Regions from separate parts of the Homo sapiens genome. Here region 1 is linked to region 2. Evidence: chromatin contacts called from ENCODE Hi-C or POLR2A ChIA-PET data. All regions are on one chromosome and are shown on one strand. The core of a region is the stretch at or near the end of the contact, and the rest is flanking DNA. Distances in the headings are between cores, read along the strand shown.

The links. Hi-C counts contacts between places; a loop is a spot of excess contacts on that map. ChIA-PET counts read pairs that join two places held with the same protein, here RNA polymerase II (POLR2A). Pooled maps may share reads with other maps.
Region 1: a loop to region 2 is called in a map of MCF 10A, with 5 times the contacts of the local background. The contact joins two enhancer-like sites. A Hi-C loop is called at or near these places in 12 of 168 maps with a recorded cell type or tissue (B cell, CD14-positive monocyte, CD4-positive, alpha-beta memory T cell and 7 more), 27 of 37 single-sample maps with no recorded cell type and 15 of 50 pooled maps. POLR2A ChIA-PET finds 5 or more read pairs at or near these places in 3 of 52 experiments (B cell, GM12878 and activated CD4-positive, alpha-beta T cell).

The regions. Positions count from the first base shown.
Region 1 is chr6:137,152,149-137,157,588 of GRCh38, forward strand. It overlaps IL22RA2 (interleukin 22 receptor subunit alpha 2), which reads right to left. Exons shown (of 7, transcript NM_052962.3): 4 at 4,611-4,706; 5 at 2,793-2,971. Among named protein-coding and RNA genes, the nearest start is that of IL22RA2, 19 kb to the right of the region's middle. Within about 2 kb of position 3,988, at least 3 of the 41 ENCODE cell types and tissues checked have a DNase peak (open chromatin) inside an H3K27ac peak, as active enhancers do.
Region 2 is chr6:137,306,493-137,311,895 of GRCh38, forward strand. LOC105378017 (a long non-coding RNA gene) reads right to left here. Exons shown (of 3, transcript XR_943043.1): 2 at 1,934-2,064. Among named protein-coding and RNA genes, the nearest start is that of IFNGR1, 90 kb to the left of the region's middle. Within about 2 kb of position 2,784, at least 2 of the 41 ENCODE cell types and tissues checked have a DNase peak (open chromatin) inside an H3K27ac peak, as active enhancers do.

The DNA of each region.
Region 1 (5,440 bases), core at 2,738-5,237, 150 kb before region 2:
ACTGAAGTGAGCTATGTTTGTGCCACTGCGCTCCAGCCCAGGTGACAGAGCAGGATCCTGTCTCTCAAAAAAACAAACAAGAAAAAAAAACAAAAAAACTCACACTCAAAAATTTTTACATGACTGTTTATAGTAGCATTATTCATAATAGCCAAAAAGTGGAAACTACCCAAATGTCTATCAACTGAAGAAAGGATAAATAATATGTGGTATATCCATATAATGTATTATTTGGTCACAAAAAAGAATGAAGTACTGATACATACTACAATCTGAATGAACTTTGAAAACACGTTAAGTGAAAGAAGCCAGTCAAAAAAATCATGTATTATATTAGTCTATCTAGAACAGGGAACTCTATAGAGACAGAAAGATTAGTAGTTGCCGGGGCTGAGGGCTAAGGGAATGGTGAGACTGGAAGGTGATAGCCAAAGGGTATGGAGTTGCTTTTTGAGGTGATAAAAATGTTCTAAAATTGACTGTGAGTGATGGTTGTACATATTTGTGAATATAGTAAAAACCATTAAACTGTATGCTATATGCTTAAAGTATAGGCTGTGTGAATTATATCTCAATAAGGCTGTTTAAAAAAATCTAAGTGGATGCAGTGACCATCTATTTCCCCAGTGTCCTGTAGTTGCTCTATGGGCTCTTGAACAAAATAGTTGCATGATGGAGGCTATATATAGACTTAACAATATGGATCTCCTCTTACCAAAGTTGGTCTGACCTGCAGAGTGTCCAACTTTCCAGTAAGGAAGATCAATGTTGAACCCCTAGTATAGTGCCATATTCCAGGGGCTCTCATCTTCCATCTCGTTGCAGGTAGGTTTATTTTTGTTCCCTTCCAAAAGGGAGGGGGCAAGAGACATTGGTTATAGATTTTCTTTACTGCTGGATATAGATTCTGGTTACAGATTTTGTTTATAGATTTTTATTTACTGCTTCAATGCTTTTATTAGCAGACCCCTAACCACTCCTGGGACCACACATACACCCATAGATGTAGTCAATGCCTTGTTCATGAGCATAGTACTCCACAATACATTGCTTATGACAAAGAACTTAAGTTAATGTGAAAGGAGTGAAGCAAGGTCTCAAGACCCATAGGACAAATATATATCATATATTTGTCGCTCAGAAATCCATGACTTTATAGGAAGGTGAAATGGATAATTGAAAACTCAGTTTGAGAGACGTCTTGTGAATTGGCATATGAATTGGTAAATGCTCCAATTGGTAAATGCTTCACTAAGCCTAGGGCCAATATATGGTGCTATTTCTTCCACAGACAGAATTCACTGGTCTAGGATACAAGAAGTAGAAGTGGGAGGGGCAACTCTGACTGTTACCCATAGTGAACAACTTATGACATGTTTTTGTTTCCCATATGCTTGGCCTTGAATTCTTCTGGTTTATAACAAAAATGGTTTCCAAAAATTGGAAGTCGAGGCTCTCTCCTGACCATTTGGAGCGCCTCATGCCATTTAACTAACAAAAAGAAAATGAGGTTCTTATATTGTCTAGGGTGATTCATTCTGATTTTCAAGGCATAATATAGTTATAAATACAATGGGGTCAGGTGGAAGAATTCTTGGTATCCTCTGGTGTGCCTCTTAGAGCTTCTCTATTCAGTGATAAAAATTAATGTAAGGTTAGGTCAAGCGGAGACAGGAAACACCAAAAGGACTCAAACTCCTCGTGGATAAAGAGCTGAAGTGCTGGCTGGAAAGAAAGTGAATGTTGAGTTTATAATGAAGGAAGAAGTCATAAATATTAACTACAGCTTCATGACTAGTTGACTTGTTGCAATTATGAGGACTGTGGTAAATATCTTTTTTTTTTCTTGTTCTATTTATGCACATCTTTATATCTATACATTAAACCCCTTCTCTCTCTCTCTCTACTATTTTATCCAATGTCTGTTGGTAATGGTTAATTTTAACACCTATGTCTTAGATTATATTATTCTATGGTTGTGACTAAACTAAAAAAGGAATAAATATCCTTCAGGATGGATACTGAGAAAGCACTTTTGGTCTGCCTTTTTGGGGAGGTGACTAAAAGTCTTAATTTCCTCAACAGAAAATTCCTGTAATCAGTATTTTCATGAACTTAACCCTCGTGTTTGGGGAAGGACTAGGCACTATGACAAATTCTGCTGTCTAAAAATACTTTTTTAGGGGCTGGGCATGGTGGCTCACACCCATAATCCCAGCACTTTGGGAGGCCAAAGGGGGCAGATCACCTGAGGTCAGGAGTTTGAAACCAGCCTGGCCAATATGATGAAACCCCGTCTCTACTAAAAATACAAAAATTAGCCAAGGGTGGTGGCACACACTTGTAATCCTAGCTACTCGGGAGGCAGAGGCCGGAGAATCGCTTGAACCCGGGATGCAGAGGTTGCAGTGAGCCAAGATCGTGCCACTGCACTCCAGCCTGGGTGACAAAGCGAGACCCTGTCACACACAAACACACACACACACACACACACACAAGGTGACAAATTGATGGAGTGGAGGCTCTGCAGTCAGATATAGCAAATTTGAACCCTGACTTGGATAATACAGATTGCGAGATTGGAGCAATGACTAAAGCCTCTACATCTTGATGTTCTGGACTAGAAAATTAGGATAATAAAAGCTATCTCCTAGAGTTGTTCTGACAATTAGACCAAAAGAGATAATGATGTAGAGACCTCAGCAAAGCACAAGGCCTAGTCACTAGCCGTGCTCCGGGAGGGCTGTCCAAAAGCAGGAAGAACAAGGGCAAAGAAACTCCATGGAACTCACTTTCCCACCAGGGAGTGAACCGCGGCGTCATGCTCCATTCTGAGTAGCTCCCAGCCGAGGCCGCCCTCACCCTCCCGTAATAAGGTTCCTGTATGTCTGAGGTTTCACTGGTAAGGTCACAAGAGAGTTCTTGAGTACCCCAACAGTCTTCTTTATTTTTCCATTGTCTCTGTCCATATCTGTAGCAGGGAAAAGGCAAAGATCTGAGTTTCTTTTCTCCACTCAAGGAGTCTTCAGTATTTTCAGACTAATAATTTTTTATACCTGATTCTAGTAGCAATACCACCATGATAGCTTATGGCTCCTCTTCAGAATCTTTAAAAAAATTCCTTCTTATTAACTGTTTCAGTCCATTTTCTGTTGCTATAACTGAATACCCGAGACTGGGTAATTTATAAAGAAAAGGAATTTATTTCTTACAGTTTTGGAGGCTAGGAAGTCTAATGTCTAAGAGCCATAAGAGCCACATCTGGTGAGGGCCTTCTTGCTGGTGGGGACTCTCTGCAGAGACTTAAGGTGACAGAGGACTTCACAGGGATTCAAGAGAGATGGCATATACATATATATACATATATATATAAAATATAAAATATATATAAAACAGACCAACTTTTTTGATAACTAGCCCACTTCCTCAATAACACATTAATTCGTTAATCCATCAATGGATGAATCCATTCATGGGGGCAGAATCCTCATGACCCAATCATCTCCCCAAAGTCCCACCTCTCAACATTGCTGCACTGGGGATCAGGTTTCCAACACATGAACTTTTGGGGGACACATAGAAACCACAGCATTACCTAAAGTGCTGTCTTGCTGGAAGATAAACATCCCTGACGCTTTCTGTATCACTAACATAAGGGTTTTAACCTTTTTTTTAATACTTGGCAAAATGTTCTTTCTGGTGTGTGGACTGACTTCCATTTTTGAATACTCACTCTCCACATCCTTAATGCTCTGTGGTTTTGGCTGTTTGTGGTTTTTCTCCACTTCTCATCAGCTTGCTGTTGAGTAATGTGGCTGCTTCTGAGAAGTTGCTACCACTTTTCATCTCAGGTGTTGCCTACCCAACATACATGATTAATCTCTTTATTGAAAATTGACGGGAACTTTTATTGAGGACTATATATGGAGCCCTGTAATTAGGGGTTGGGAGAGGGGGAGGGAATCCCATGAAAAAAGGTAGTGAGGCAAGAGGCAGAGTGGTTGACTCAGCCTGAGGCCACAGGATGGTGTAATAGTCAAAGGGAAGATTCACGCTTTGTTTCCTTACCTGCCATAAATCAGACCAATGTAACAAAGTGATGGTGGGGAAAAGAGAAGGAATTGGAGTCTGGGGAGAAAGGTTTCCCAAAATATTTATTGAAAGACTTGAAATCTAGCTTTCTAGACACATAATAAGGAAGATAGACGGTATCTATACTCGGTAATCTACATGGTGACAGCAGTTTCATTCCATCACAATTAAAGCAGAACCACAACATATATTGAGTATAATTTGATGTTTTAAAATTATTATTTATTTATAATAAGTCTTGAACTTAGCTGTAATGACAGACTTCTCTTTTAAAATAATATCTCATTGTTTATCCTATTCTAAACGCAAGGGATATAACAGTATTATAGCCCATGAACTGGATACACCAAAGTGAAAGTTTTCAAAATTATAAATTTGTCTTGTGCTGTTGAAAATCCCTTAGAGACAGGAATGGATTCAGGTATTCTGGGGTCTGAAATTTATACAATCTTGGTCCATTTAATGTTTCTATAACAGAACACCTGAGGCTAGGTAATTGATAAGGAAAAGAGGTGTACTTAGCCAATGTTCTGCAGCCTGGGAAGTTACAAGAAATGTGCTGCCAGCATCCACTTGGCTTCTGGTGAGAGCTTTTCATGCTGCATGAGAACATGCTAGAGAAGGTCAATGGGGAAAACAGATCGTGTGAAGAGGCCAAACTCAAGGGGCATCCTGGCTTTACAACAACCACTCTCATAGAAACATTTCCATGACAAATTCAGTCTTGCAAGAGTGAGAACTCACTCAACTGCAGCAATAATGGTACCAAGCCATTCATGAGTGCTCCATCCCCATGACCCAAACACCTCCTACGAGGCCCTACTTCCAACACCACCACACTAAGGATCAAATTTCAACATGAATTTTGGTGGAGACAAACTCAAACCATAGCAGCTTGGGAGTCCTCTTTAGGAAAAGATTTATAAATATAAAATCCTTGCATTGGGGTCCTGAAGTTTAATCTTCATTAGATTCATGGTAAAACAGTTTCTAATCTTCTTAGTACTTTGGACCACAAATAGGTCCACTTTTGACCTATTTATACTACTCCAGGGGAAGCATAAAAAGAGTACCAATCTTTACTTTCTGCATGCTGAAAGTATCTCCAGCAATGCACAAATCTACTTTTGTAATGGAGAAACCTTCATTGTAAAGATTTGTACATTTTACAATCGCTACATAAAATATGTAGAGAGAAGTCGTAGCGGTTAAAGATGGAGATGCTTCTGGGGATATTCCTTCCGAAATTAATTAGCAGGAAAATCTGACCTAGGACCTACCCCATGCTGGAGAGACATGGATGAATTTATGGGATAAAAATTGCTACTTTGGCCATAGCTGCATTTGA
Region 2 (5,403 bases), core at 1,534-4,033:
TTAATGGTTTTTAACCCTAACAATTTATCATTCAAAACATCTGAGTGCCTACTATGTGCAAAGTTACATATTGGCCATCTTTTAGCTCAAAAAGATTGTTCCCTACTAATTCTGAGACTAGTAAAAGTCTTCTGTAAAACTCTTTGATAGTCATGAGGGTATTGGGGCTGACAATATGATACCCCAAAGTAAGGCACCTTGGCATGCTGAGTACTTTGAACTAAAGGAGATTGAAAGACTGAGAGGCACGGTCCTTCTGCTCCTCTCCCGTCCTCCTATCTGTTGCCCCTCTTTCTACCACAAAGCGAGTCATAGAAACCAGAATTCCTCTTTCCCAAGGTGGGTCACAGAAACTAGAACCTCTTTCTTCCAAAGCAAGTCATAAAACATATAAAGGTCACTCTCTCCCTTCTCCCTTGAAAATTCTCATTCCAGATGGGTCCTGCCCCATATCCAGGAGGAAAGAAGGCTACACAGGGAGGCCAAAAAGAATCTGATCAGTCAGACCTCACTGGGTTCTGCCCTCAGTCTATTACCCTTTGGTCCAATCACACTTCTACACGGCTACCCATTCTTCATTGATCCTAAGCATAAAAATAGATGGTTTTCCCAGGGTCTTTAGGTCTTCATCTCTGAAGTTTCCCATGTCACATAAAACTTTGATTAAATAAATTTGTTACGCTTTTCTCTTGCTAACCAGTCAGTCTTTTGTTATAGAAATGTCAGCTGTGCTGGATGAGGAAAGGTGTCACATCTTTCTGCCCTTACAAGTGCATAAAGAGGTCTGTTGCTTACAAAATGTCTGGCGCATAATAAACATTCAAAAAAACAATGTGTCATTAGCACTGTCAGGCCCGGCCTATTGTGGAGCGTCTGTAAATGCAGGTGGTGCTAAGTCTGATCACAAAATAACTGAAATCACAGATTACCAATGATTGGTAGTTGGGTTGGGTTAGTAGTTTAAGAAATTATTCCATACTTCATGGGTACAGACCTTTTGTCCTGTGACCCTTGCATTTTAGACTACCTGTCTTTATGTATTTTAGCTTTATCTTTGGCGGGTAGATGAAAAGTCAGCATGTTCTTATTTATTTTTAAAATTTGAGGAACTCCGTGATCAGAAACCGTCGTGTGTGTGTGTGTGTGTGTTTCCATTTTATAGCCTAACTTCCTCTTGGGTCTCATATAGCTTAGTCTATTTTCTAACATGAACTTCCTTCCTTTCTGCATAACAGTGTCTGAATTTGCAGGACTCTGTACCCAATAAGTGTTGTTAACTGATTGGTAATCTGTGATTTCAGTTATTTTGTGATCAGACTTAGCACCACCTGCATTTACAGATGCTCCACAATAGGCCTGACCTGAGAGTGCTAATGACACATGGTTTTTTTAATTGTTTATTATGTGCCAGACATTTTGTAAATAAAATCTCATTTAATAACGTTAAACTGTACTTAAAGCATCTAGTTATTTAGAAGTCACATAGCTGTAAAAACAGCCCACTTGTCAAATCCAATAATTATGAGTATTACTTATCATATTTTATGCTGCGTTAGGTCTAAAGGCATATATAGATATTGCTTATCCTAATATTTTTTCCAAGGCAAAGTGTAGCTACTTAGGTCAAACTGTAAAGTCTAATTATGTTGACACATAGAGCAAGGATTAAGGCATTAAATATTTGGGATTTCTATTCATATTTTAAAAGTCACAGAAAATTACATTTCTTGACCCTTTTTTTTCCACATTTTAATTATGCCAAAAATGATTTTAACTAAACATTTTTCCTTATCAGAAAAAAAACCTGGCTTAAAAACAGTGTCTTCTCTCTATCTCTGGCAATATCAATATTGATATATAAAAAGGACAGTATATACAGGTAACTTTCCTAAGCCTCCCAAGACCCCTTTCATAATCCAGGCTATGTGCTTACTCCATAATGTTGTACAGTCCTGGTGGGGTCTGCTTCGCTGTTTCCAAACTGTGAGGAGCTTTGAAAACCATCCAGTCCCATTTCTTGGTTTTACAGATGGTGAAATGAAGGCCCAGAGAGATAAAATTAACCTAAGCAAAGTCATTGAAGAATAGGAAAGAGTAGTGTAAAATCACACTGCTAGAAAAAAAATCTTCCTTCATAATTAATTTTGAAAATTCCATGTCTAATCTGGAACTAAATATTCCCTGTAAAAGAAAATTCCTTGAATACCATGGATAATGCATTCTAATATCTAACAACCTTTTTAGTCAGAAGTGTCATTCTTGAGTGTAATAACCTCTTTTCATGCAAATTAAGCTTATTTCCACTTGTTAGATGCTTAACAGAGATGGATGATAGTCACTTTAGTAATTATAATCACACAAATGTGCATTAAAATATTTGTCAGTGTTAACTTATGCTCCATTATTTTCTTTGTACTTGCTAAAGAATTCAACATTTAAAATTTTCTAACATGTCTTTGCTTCCCATCCCCAGTTACTGAGACAGAAATCTCAATATCATGATTTGCTCCTCTATATTTTTCACTTTTACCTCTAATAAATTACTAAGGCCTGTTTGGTTTTGTTCCTTTGGTAGCCCTCAAATCTCCCAACCTTAATGTCACAATTTAATTTATACCACAGTCATTTATCACATTTCTCACATTATCACATTTCACTTGTGATAATTGCTGATTGATTAGTCAGCAATTATTGTGACAACAGCCAATTCTAAAATCTTGGTTGTTTAACGAACAAACAAACATTTATTTCTTGTTTGTGTTACATGAAGACAGCAGGTTAACCGCAGGTTTGACTGGGAGGGGTGGGGCTTGCCTGAGTCTAGCCGGGCTTGCCTGACTTTGGCTCGGCTCCACATCTTATGTCATTCCAGGGCTCAGGCTGAGGCAGCAGTTCCTGTTTGAGGTTAACTAGTCTCATGGCCAAGGGAAGAAGCTCAGGAAGGACAGAGCCACATCACATACACTTAAAACTTCTGCTCGGAGGTGGCATATGTTAAGTCCACTAGGATTCTGTTGGCCAGAGTGAGTCCTGTGGCCAAGCTCATAGTTGTTAGGATAGGGCAGTATACTATACCCACAGGAGAGTGTGCTCAGAGTCAGGAGGGAGCCAACAATTGCGAACAAGTAATGGAGTCTATCACAGTTGGTAGCCTGCCTACAGTTGTGTTTCTCTCCAATTCAGCCTCCATACTAACTCACAAACAGGTCAGGTGATACTTAGCAGCCTTAGAATTAAATCCAATCTCCTAACCATGGCTTCAAAGCTCATGTTAGTCTGGCTCCTTTATACCTACTGCTACTTTCATCCCTCTCCATTCCCCATCTGAAACCCTACCCTCTAGGCACAGGAAACCTGTATTAGTTCCCCAGAATAAGCCATAAGTCATATTTCTCTATTGTTAGGGTCTCTGCTCATTTTCTTTCCCCTCTCAGGAACACTCCTACCCACATTTCACCTGGCTCACTTCTGCTGGTCCATCAACGCTTTCCTGACTCTTCACACAGAGTTCAGAACTCATTTTATGTTTTCCCAGAGTATCCTCCGCCCCTCTATCAATACTTACCCCACTGAATTGTAATTGGCTGATTACTTATTTACATCTCTCACTACACTGAAAACTCCCTGGGATGGACACAATTTCTACTGTATTGCACCCCAGTCCTTGGCACAATAACTTATTTAGCAATTGTTTGTTAAATTCATGAGAAAATAATTTTTTTCTGCATCGTGTTATTACTGTATATGTAAAGTCAACCTGATTATAGTACTTTCTCAAAAACTTTCAAATCATTTTCTCATGCAATGAGAAAATTGCATTTAGGGATTTTGCATTTTATTTTTATGTGAATAGATCTCATATATATGTCATAGCTCTACTTTGCTAGTTTGGCCACTTTGGGGGAATATGTAACTACAAACAACGTTAGATTTCAGACTCTTCATCTGCAGTACAAGAACAATGCATGTTGGAATAATTTTGAAAATGAAGTAATATTGCATACACTAGGTACACTAAACCCAAACATGTAATAAAGTGCCTAAAGTTTTTTTTTAATTTTCATTATTTTTTTCATTTCTGATCATTGTGAATTGACTTTTACTTTTTTTCTCTCTACCACGCCCCACGGAAAAAAAAGTTGCTAATTAATACATTTTCTACTAGTTGAAACAGGGAGGAAATATTAGTTCAAATTGTCTAAGTTTATCCAGTTAGATGGTAGCAAGCTAGGATTAAAACTAGCCTTTCAATTTTCTATTCAGTGTAGTATCCACTTTTCTCTGTCTCTTTTTTTTTGCTTGCATAGATATCACTCAGTTTTCTTTCAAGGAAATGTCTAAATTTACTATTTGTAAAACAAAAGCATATTATTAAACTTTTTTTTTTTGGTGCAGGAAGAAGAGACACAAAGACTTTCTTTGCAAGGCAGGATTTTTTCTTATATTTGATTATGCAAACTTTTGGGGCCTGAATTGTCACATAAACATTCAATTTCCTCATTCATTCATTCATTCATTTATTCATTGATTAGGCCTTTATTAAGAGCTGGGGTGAAAGAAGATTTAGGAACCTCTTCAGAGAAATAAACCTTGAGAGAGAAATAGAATCTTCTAGAAGAGAAGAGGAACGAATAGCATCCTTGGCCCAGACAGTCCTGGAAAACAATAACCTGAACATTGCTGTGCGTGGTGGCTCCTGTCTGTAATCCCAGCTACTTGGGATGCTGAGAGGGAGGATGGCTTAAGTCCAGGATTTTGAGTACAGCCGGAGCAACATAGTGAATGCCTGTCTCTAAAATAATAATAATAATGATAATAATAATAATAATAATAATAAAAAATAACCTAAACATCCTTCTAAATGACCAGTTTCTTATTTCTCTACATAGAACTATGCAGACAGCTCTTCGTGAGATCTTGACTATAGTACAATGATTTTTATTATTGACCAACTTCACCCTGCTCCTATACAGACTATAAATTTCTGGGCAGCAGAAATCATCTCTCTTTCATCTTGCATTAAACTAGCACCTAGTCCAGTGTCTTGAACATAGTAGGCACTCAAAATGTTTGAGAGGCACATGCCTATGTTTTAAAATGTCTGATTTAGGTAATTGGGTCCTCTTGATCATTTTGCTGGTCTGAGGCTGATGGACATTAACTGATAAACAGACCATCATTGCTTAAATCTCCTCTTTTGTGCATTCTGGAGACACTACCTCTATTACCTGTTCTTCAGTTGCCCTTACTCACCTCCTCTCTTCACCTCTCTTTCAGTACTTCTTTTTAATTGTTGCTGCTCCTATTCATTAAGCCATTTGAAAATGTGGGCTTGCTTTCCTGATCGGGCAGCATCTGTGACCCTAAAGGAACTCATGATTCAATCCTTCATGTGAATACTTA